2 separate regions of the Homo sapiens genome follow, and region 1 is linked to region 2. Evidence: chromatin loops called from intact Hi-C (ENCODE). Cell type or tissue: dorsolateral prefrontal cortex. All regions are shown on one strand. Each heading gives the region's core, and the rest is flanking DNA. Links, peaks and the distances in the headings are about the cores only.

Region 1 (4,387 bases), core at 3-4,002, 67 kb after region 2:
AAGGAGAATTGCCTGAGTCTGAAAGGTGGAGTTTGCGGTGAGCCAAGATCGCACCTCTGTCTCCAGCCTGGGCGATACAGTCAGAGTCTGTCTCAAAAAAAAAAAAAAGTGATACCAGTGCAGATCGAAGCTACCATTACAAACTAAATGACCCTTAGGTCACTATTTTCCGTATCTGCAAAATGAGGTGAATACACCTTACACACCTAAGAATGCTGCAAAACTCCTCTCTGGCAGGGAAAAAAACCTTTTGAGTTACTCTAATATAAGGCTCAGAGAATATAATTAAGGTGTTAAGGTTAGGAGATTTATTTTTAAAGATAAAATATAATCTGTCATGAAGAATTTACATTTTGAAGATGAGAGTTCATTTGAATTGATTTTGGAGCATAATGAAGTGAAATCTAGGCTCCAAGGCTAGTCTCAAAATCGAATGCCCAACGGTGTGGGGTTTTTAATTTTTTTTTCTGTTTTTGTTTGTTTGTTTGTTTTTGTTTTTAGACAGAGTCTCACTCTGTTGCCCAGGCTGGAGTGCAGTGGCACGATCTTGGCTCACGGCAATCTCTGCCTCCCGGTTTCAAGCTATTCTCCTGCCTCAGCCTCCCGAGGAGGTGGGATTAAAGGCACACGCCAACACACCCAGCTAAATTTTGTATTTTTGGTAGAGATGGGGTTTCACCATGTTGGCGAGGCTGGTCTCAAACTCCTGACCTCAGGTGATCCATTCTCCTTGGCTTCCCAAAGTGTTAGGATTACAGGCATGAGCCACCGCGCCCGGACAGGTGTGGATTTTAAGAGAACTTAGTCTGTGGTTCTCAGCCTTGGCTGAAGAGAAGACTTATGCACAGAGCTTCTAAACAATATCAGTTCAGAGAGCCCCCTCCCAGAGATTGACTGGGGAAGAGCACGGTGTTTTTGAAAGCTCTGTATGGGCCTCTCCTGTACAGCCTGGGCTGGGGCGAAGTGGGCCAGAGGGTTGGTGAACTGGAGAACCATGCTCATCTAGAAGCGGTTGCCATGTTAACTGCCTGGTAAGAAGGTAGGCTCAGCATTTCCAGATCTTCATACACTTAAAGTGAAACCAGAAATCCAGATCTTTAGGTAAAATCCTCTGTTTTAACACTGTAGGTTAAACAGAGTCCGTTTATGGGCACGCCTGGCCCATGGGGAACTGATTTGTGACCTCCATCCCAAAGTGCCCTTTCTGCTGTCTGTAAAAGGAACATCTGGATTTTACCTGATCATAACGAAGAATAAACACTTGCATTTCAGCTTATGGAAGAAGAACCAGTGTCAGATTTCGCAGTTCAGGAATGACTTTAGACAATATCAGTCGGGCAGCTGTGGATCGAATAATCCGGGTGGATCATGCAGGCGAATATGGAGCAAACCGCATCTATGCCGGGCAGATGGCTGTCCTGGGTCGGACCAGCGTCGGGCCAGTCATTCAGGTGGGTGCTTCTTCATCTCCCTCACCCTGGTCTACTGAATGGGCAGATCCAAAGGACTTCAAGTAATGAATCATGGGAGGTCAAGCGTTCCCTAGGGAGATGCCATTGTCTCCAGGAGAGCGAAGGTTGGTTCTTGGTGGAGATGGGGAGCAAAAAGCATATTGTTCTTTTTATGGATAAAGCACAGAGAGACATCTAGTACATAGACAGGTATGCGGTATATCTTTGGTATCAGTACTCCATGGCGGGGGCAGGCAGTAATGAAAAAAGGTTAAGAATCGCTCAGCACAGCAGTCAACTGTGCTGAAATGTTGCAGCCCTGCCCCCTACCGTGCCAGAGAGGTATTGTATCCCAAGAGGCTATGGGAGGACCTGAAATTTGTAGTTACACAGACCTGGTTCACATTTTGGCTCTCTCCCACCTCCTACCTGTGCGACCTTGAGGATGGCACAGGACTTCTCTGGGTTTCCATTTCCGTATCTGCAAAATGGCCTCATAATGGCCTGGGTTTGGGTAAGGAACCGGGTCTGGCCCATAAAGGTCAAGTTAGTACAAGTTAAATGGCCTGCCCTGAACCCTTGGGCAAGCTACTTAGCCTCTCTGTGCTTCAGTTTGTTGTGTATACTGGCGCAGTCATAGTGTGTCCTTCACAGGGATTGTGTGGATTGAATGAATTGCTTGCATGAAGCTATTTGATGGCCCCTGGCACTTAGGACGTGCCATCTAAGTGTTAGCTGCAGCTAGCATTCTCCCTTTTTCCTCTGATGTAAATAATATTCAGGGCCGGGTGTGGTGGCTCACGCCTGTAATCCCAGCACTTTGGGAGGCCGAGGCCAATGGATCGCTTGAGCCCAGGAGTTTGAGACCAGCTTGGGCAATGTGATGAGACTCCGTCTCTACGAAAAATACAAAAATTAGCTGGGTGCAATGGCTCACACCTGTAATCCCAGCACTTTGGGAAGCTGTGGCGGGTGGATCACCTGAGGTTAGGAGTTTGAGATCAGCCTGGCCAACAAGGCAAAACCCTGTCTCTACTAAAAATACAAAACAAATCAGCCAGGCATGGTGGTGCATGCCTGTAGTCCCAGCTGCTTGGGAGGCTGAGGCAAGAGAATCACTTGAACCTGGGAGGCAGAGGTTGCAGGGAGCTGAGATCGCACCACTGCACTCCAGCCTGGGCAACAGAGTGAGACTCCGTCTCAAAAAAACAAAAAAAACCGCACACACACCACAAAATTAGCCAGGTGTAGTGGCATGTGACTGTAATCCCAGCTAATTTGAGAGGCCGAGGTGGGAGGATCGCTTGATCCTGGAGGTTGAGGCTGCGGTGAGCCATGAGCTTGCTACTGCACTACAGTCTGGGTGACAGAGTGAGACCCTGTCTGGAAACAAACAAACCACAACAACAACAAGATGATGCTATTCTAGTAATCTGGAAGGAAATTACACAACAGCCAATGTTCTGCCTTCCTGATTTTGAAATGGGTTAAACATGTCATTTCTTATGTGTGTAGACCCTTGTCATTTACTGGGCACATTGTGGGCCTGAGAGACTTCTGCTGCAACCATGGCTCATGGCAGTCTTAACTGGAATTGAGATAATAGACTGTTTTGTATTCTTGGTGCTCTCTTCTCTTTGTCACAGATTCCTTTAGTCTGATGTTTTACTGTTTCCATTGACGTTTTGAGGGGAATGGGGGAGACAGCAGTTCCATCATTTTCTCCGTTTCTGCTTTGCTCCCTGTATGCCGCTTGGATGAGTGGGAGGCCTCTATGGAATGCTTGCATGTCTTTATTTTTATGTTTCTTGCAGAAAATGTGGGATCAAGAAAAGGACCATTTGAAAAAGTTCAATGAGTTGATGGTTACGTTCAGGGTCCGGCCAACAGTTCTGATGCCCTTGTGGAACGTGCTGGGGTTTGCACTGGGTACGTGTCTCTCTAGAAGAGCTTATGCAAGCTTGGGGATCTAGGATGATTAAATCCTTCAGGTATCATGTTCACAATTCTTGCTGTGTCCTCTTATGACCTCATTCTGTTTACTTCATATTTTTCCGAGGTTAAATTGACTGCCTTTTTTTGTGTGTGGTTAAATTTATTTAAGATAGAATCTTAATGTCAGTACTTTAAAAAAAAAGGCCGGGCGTGATGGCTCACACCTGTAATCCCAGCACTTTGGGAGGCCGAGGCGGGCAGATCATGAGGTCAGGAGTTCGAGACCAGCCTGAACAACATGGTGAAACCCCCGACTCTATTAAAAATACAAAAATTAGCCGGGCATGGTGGTGCGTGCCTGTAATCCCAGCTACTTGGGAGGCTGAGGCCAGAGAATCGCTTGAACCTGGGAGCTGGAGGTTGCAGTGAGCCAAGATTGGCCCACTGCACTCCAGCGTGGGTGACAGAGCGACACTCTGTCTCAAAAAAAAACCAAAACAAAACAAAAAAAAACAAACCAGAGCCAGGGTCTCACTCTGTTGCCCAGGCTGGAGTACAGTGGTATAGTCGTAGCTCACTGAAACCTCAAACTCTTGGGTTCAAGTGATCCTCCCACCTAAGCCTCTGAGCCTGAGTATCTTGGACTACTGGCGCATGCCACCACGCACAGCTCTATTTTTTTTGTAGAGATGGGGTCTCGTTATGTTACCTAGGCTGGTCTCAAACTGCTGGCCTCAAGCCATCTTCCCTCTCTGGCCTCCCCGAAGTGCTAGGATTACAGGCGTGAGGCACTGCACCTGGCCTAATGTCAGTATTATAAATAGAAAATACAGTAAAAATAAACAACAGAGAAAAAAAGCTAGTAGAATTCAGTTGCAGCCAAATACTGTTCCCTGACAACGATTCTCAACCTGAGATCTGTTCACTCTTTTAAAAAACGGAGAAGAATAAATGGTATAAAAGATCAAAGATATACTCACCCCAAATGCTGACTTCTCTTG
Region 2 (4,387 bases), core at 92-4,091:
TTAAGAGTCATCACCAATCCCTAATCTCAAGTAATCAGGGACACAAACACTGCGGAAGGCCGCAGGGTCCTCTGCCTAGGAAAACCAGAGACCTTTGTTCACTTGTTTATCTGCTGACCTTCCCTCCACTATTGTCCCATGACCCTGCCAAATCCCCCTCTGTGAGAAACACCCAAGAATTATCAATAAAAAAATAAATTTAAAAAAAAAAAAAAAAATACCAGGGCAAGTGAAGCCCTCTGTGCTTACCTCTGCAGGTTGGCGTGAGAAATGAGGTGACGTCATGCTGGGAAAAGTGTGTGTTATATGCAAACGAGGGGGTGGATCCTAGTTATAAAAATAATGATGCCTGTGTTCAAAGACATGGTCGTGACATTTTTTGTTTGAAGTTGAGGAACTTCCCTGGAGTGTCTAAAGAGGAAAAATCAGAACAGTTCTTCCTAGGAGGGGGTAGGTGGTGTATGAAAAACAGGATAATTACCTAGTTGATTTGTATGGAATTTTATTTTTATTTTTATTTATTTATTTGTATATATTTTTTGGGATGGAGTCTTGCTCTGTTGCCCAGGTTGGAGTGCAGTGGCGTGATCTCGGCTCACTGCAACCTCCGCCTCCTGGCTTCAAGCAATTCTCCTGCCTCAGCCTCCTGAGTAGCTGGGATTACAGGCACTTGCCACCATGCCTGGCTGATTTTTCTAGTTTTAATAGAGACGGGGTTTCACCATGTTGGCCAGGCTGGTCTTGAACTCATGACCTCAAGTGATCCACCTGCCTCAGCCTCCCAAAGTGCTGGGATTACAGGCGTGAGCCACCGTGCCCAGCTTATACGGTATTTTAACATTTACAAACACTTTTAAATCCATGGCCCCCTGAATTTTTTCATGGTGAAGACTACAGCTTTGGGGTCTGATAAACCTGTGATGGGTTCCTAGTTCCAACACTTACTGTGTGAGCAAGCAACACTTACTAATTGTCTGAGCCTCAGTTATTAATCTGTAACATGGAGATAATTCTTTTGTTTGTCTTTTGGGTTTTTTTTTTCTTGGAATTGGAGTCTTGTTATGTTGACCAAGCTGGTCTTGAATTCCTGGGCTCAAGCAATCCTCCTGCTTTAGCCTCCCAAAGTAGCTGAGACCACACCAGCACAATGGGGATAATTCTCTCTAAAGAGTAGTTCGGAGTATTAAGTGTGACGATGCATGTTAAATACTTTATTTTATTTATTTATTTATTTATTTATTTATTTATTTATTTATTTATTTTCTGAGACGGAGTCTCGCTCTGTCGCCCAGGCTGGAGTGCAATGGCAAAATCTTGGCTCACCACAAGCTCTGCCTCCTGGGTTCACGCCATTCTTCTGCTTCAGCCTCCCAAGTTAGCTGGGACTACAGGCACCCGCCACCATGCCCGGCTATTTTTTTGTATTTTTAGTAGAGATGGGGTTTCACCATGTTAGCAGGATGGTCTTGATCTCCTGACCTCGTGATCCACTCGCCTCGGCCTCCCAAAGTGCTGGGATTACAGGCGTGAGCCACCACGCCTGGCCCGCATGTTAAATACTTTAAATGGCCTGGTACAAGGTAGGCAAGTACTCAATAAATCTTAGCCAGTGTTGTTCATGTTGTTTGCAACTCCTTCCTCACCATCATGCTGATGAGGCCCATGGTATTAGATCCTCCATTCCCGAGATGAGAAAAATGTGACTCTGAGGCAGCTGTGGTCTCTCCTGGGGTGGCTTGGCTGGTGGGTGACAGGCCAGTATTTTAAACCAACCCAGGCTCCAGCCTGGGGCCCCTGACCCCACAGCTGTTGAATATTCAGTAGGTCCATGCTGTTCTATATTCAAAGACCTTTGTTTGTGGCTAATAATAGCTCTTTGTTTCTGCTTGCAGGAGGGTAGCCTCCATGCAGGGCTTAGACCCTTTTCCTTTTCAGGGACCACACCCACCCTACCCTCATATTGGCTCTAGGGAGCCACTGCCACTAATGGAAGTGTGTCATATCCTCAGGGTGTGCCAGGCAGGGAGGTAGAAGGGTGGGTGAGGCTCGTAGACTTGCACATGGTGATTGGCAGGGCCCCAGCCACGTGTCCATGTGTCATCTACAGTGGGACAGCTGCTCCATTGTGTCTGAACTTGCCTATCCGAGAAAGGCAAAGATTACAGTGTCAGAGCCAGGCCTTGACCGGTCCCCACCTGGCCCTGCCCCTGCCCATCCTCATCCGGTTGGTGCCTTTATGGAGCTCTGTGTGTGCCGAGCACTGCCTGGGACCTTCTACCCATGTGATCCCCTTTAATGTTCATAAACAGGCTGTGTAGCAAGTCCTGACCCCAGCCTTGCCCTTGCAGCCTCCAGGGTGACCTTTTTTTTTTTTTTTGGACGGAGTTTCGCTCTTGTTGCCCAGGCTGGAGTGCAATGGCACGATCTCGGCTCACTGCAACCTCCGCCTCCTGGGTTCAAGCGATCCTAAATAGCTGGGATTACAGGCACGCGCTAGCGTGCCCAGCTAATTTTGTATTTTTAGTAGAGACAGCGTTTCTCCATGTTGGTCAGGCTGGTCTTGGACTCCCAACCTCAGGTGATCCCCTTGCCTTGGCCTCCCAAAGTGCTGGAATTACAGGCGTGAGCCACCGTGCCCGGCCCAGGGTGACCTTTTAAAATGCAGTCAAAGCACAACATCCCAAGGTCCTGCCACAGTCTACAAAGCCTGACTTGGTTCGACCCCAGCCACCCCTCTGACTTTAACGTTTCCATTCTCCCTGTCCTAAATACCTATTGTTGCTCAACACACTGCTCCAAATGTGCTGGCTTAAGCCATGTTGTTATTTCTGCTGATTCTGTGCATCAGGGACGATGCAGGGCACGGGGGAGCCCGCTTGCACTGCTGCCTGGGATGTCTGCTGGCGCTGGAGCACCCAAGATGGCCTCATCATGGCGATGCCTGGTGAGGATGCCCCAGGGGTTTTTTTTGTTTTCTTTTGTTTTGCTTTTTTGAGACAAAGTCTTGCTCTGTCGCTTAGGCTGGAGTGTAGTGGTCCAATTTCGGCTCACTGCAACCTCTGCCTCCCAGGTTCAAGCTATTCTTCTACCTCAGCCTCCTGAGTAGCTGGGATTATAGGCGCGTGCCACCACGTGCAGCTAGTTTTTTTTTTTTTGTATTTTTAGTAGAGATGGGATTTCACCATGTTGGCCAGGCTGGTCTTGAACTCCCCACCTCAGGTGATCCGCCTGCCTCGGCCTCCCAAAATGCTGGGATTACAGGTGTGAGCCACCGTGCCTGGCTGTCCCAGGGGTTTGAAGACACGAGCCTGGGGCCTTGGTTCTTGCAGTCACCCAGGTTGTTGGTTCTTTTTGTAGGCTTAGGGGCTCTTCCTCTCCACCTCATTGTCCTAGGCAGTTGGACTTCCTACCAGGTAACCCTGGCCCGAGAACACAGAAGTGGCTACTGCAAGGCCCTCTTATGACTTTGGGCTGGAAATGGCAGAGCATTACTTCCATTGAGTCCTTTGGTTAAAGCAAGCACAGGTCCTGTGCAGATTCAAGGAGGGGACCACGCAGAGGGCCAGGCCAGTGTGGCTCATTGGAGGCCACCAACGAAACCGCCCACCAGGTTCTTGCTCATTAACTCTTCCTCCAACCTGTCACACACTCTTCTGCCGCTGGGCCTTTCCACTTATGGGTTCCCTCTGCCTGGGGTGCTTTTCCCCAAATATCCAGGGGTCTCACCCCTTCCCTTCATTCAGCCTTAGCTAAATGTCACCTTTAAAGAGAGACCGAGATCACGTGCCACTGCACTCCAGCCTGGGTGACAGAGCGAGACTCCGTCTCAAAAAAAAAAAAAATAAATAAATAAAATAAAGAGAGACAATACCTGACCCCACCTTATCAAAAACAGTTTACCCCTCTCATATCACCTCTGTCCCCTGACACCACTCTGTTCTTTTTTTTTTTTTTCATTACACTTATCACTTCCTGGCATAATATTTACTGCCTGTTTATTATTTGATATCCCTCTCCCTCATCTCAGAATATAACTGCCGCGTGAGTAGGGCACTTGCCTTGTTCACTGCAGTTCCCTTAGTTCCAGATATGACATATGGTAGATAGAGTTGTTGAATGAGTATTTGAGATGAGGAAACTGAGTCTTAGAAAGGTTAAGTAACTTTCACAAAGACATACAGCTAATAAGTGACAGAGTGGGGATCCAAACTCAAGCATTTGGCATTGATCATGAAGCTTTGCTGCATAGAAGCTTTGCTGCATAGGGGTAATTGCTTAGGTAATTATGGCTGCCTGCCCCCTCTTCTCCCTGAGTCCTGTCTGTCTCCACTCAGAGTGATCTTCCTGCAACTAAAATCTGATCAGGGATAAAACCCATCTTGAAGGT

Evidence for each region. A loop is a pair of places that touch in the nucleus more often than their neighbours do. Peaks named below come from ENCODE experiments on the same cell type or tissue, not always from the same donor. Only the 100,000 strongest peaks of a DNase experiment are listed, where the experiment ranks them.
Region 1: a loop joins it to region 2, with 3 times the contacts of the local background. A loop is called at or near these places in 11 of 110 quality-filtered maps.

The regions. Positions count from the first base shown.
Region 1 is chr16:19,070,656-19,075,042 of GRCh38, forward strand. It overlaps COQ7 (coenzyme Q7, hydroxylase), which reads left to right. Exons shown (of 6, transcript NM_016138.5): 2 at 1,273-1,451; 3 at 3,266-3,380. Among named protein-coding and RNA genes, the nearest start is that of COQ7-DT, 5.2 kb to the left of the region's middle. In dorsolateral prefrontal cortex, for the core only: a CTCF peak has its summit at 1,785; a DNase peak (open chromatin) is centred at 1,776; H3K27ac peaks cover 1,365 bases.
Region 2 is chr16:19,003,842-19,008,228 of GRCh38, forward strand. All of the region lies in intron 1 of TMC7 (transmembrane channel like 7), which reads left to right. Among named protein-coding and RNA genes, the nearest start is that of TMC7, 22 kb to the left of the region's middle. In dorsolateral prefrontal cortex, for the core only: no CTCF peak of the experiment used is centred there; a DNase peak (open chromatin) is centred at 2,090; H3K27ac peaks cover 4,000 bases.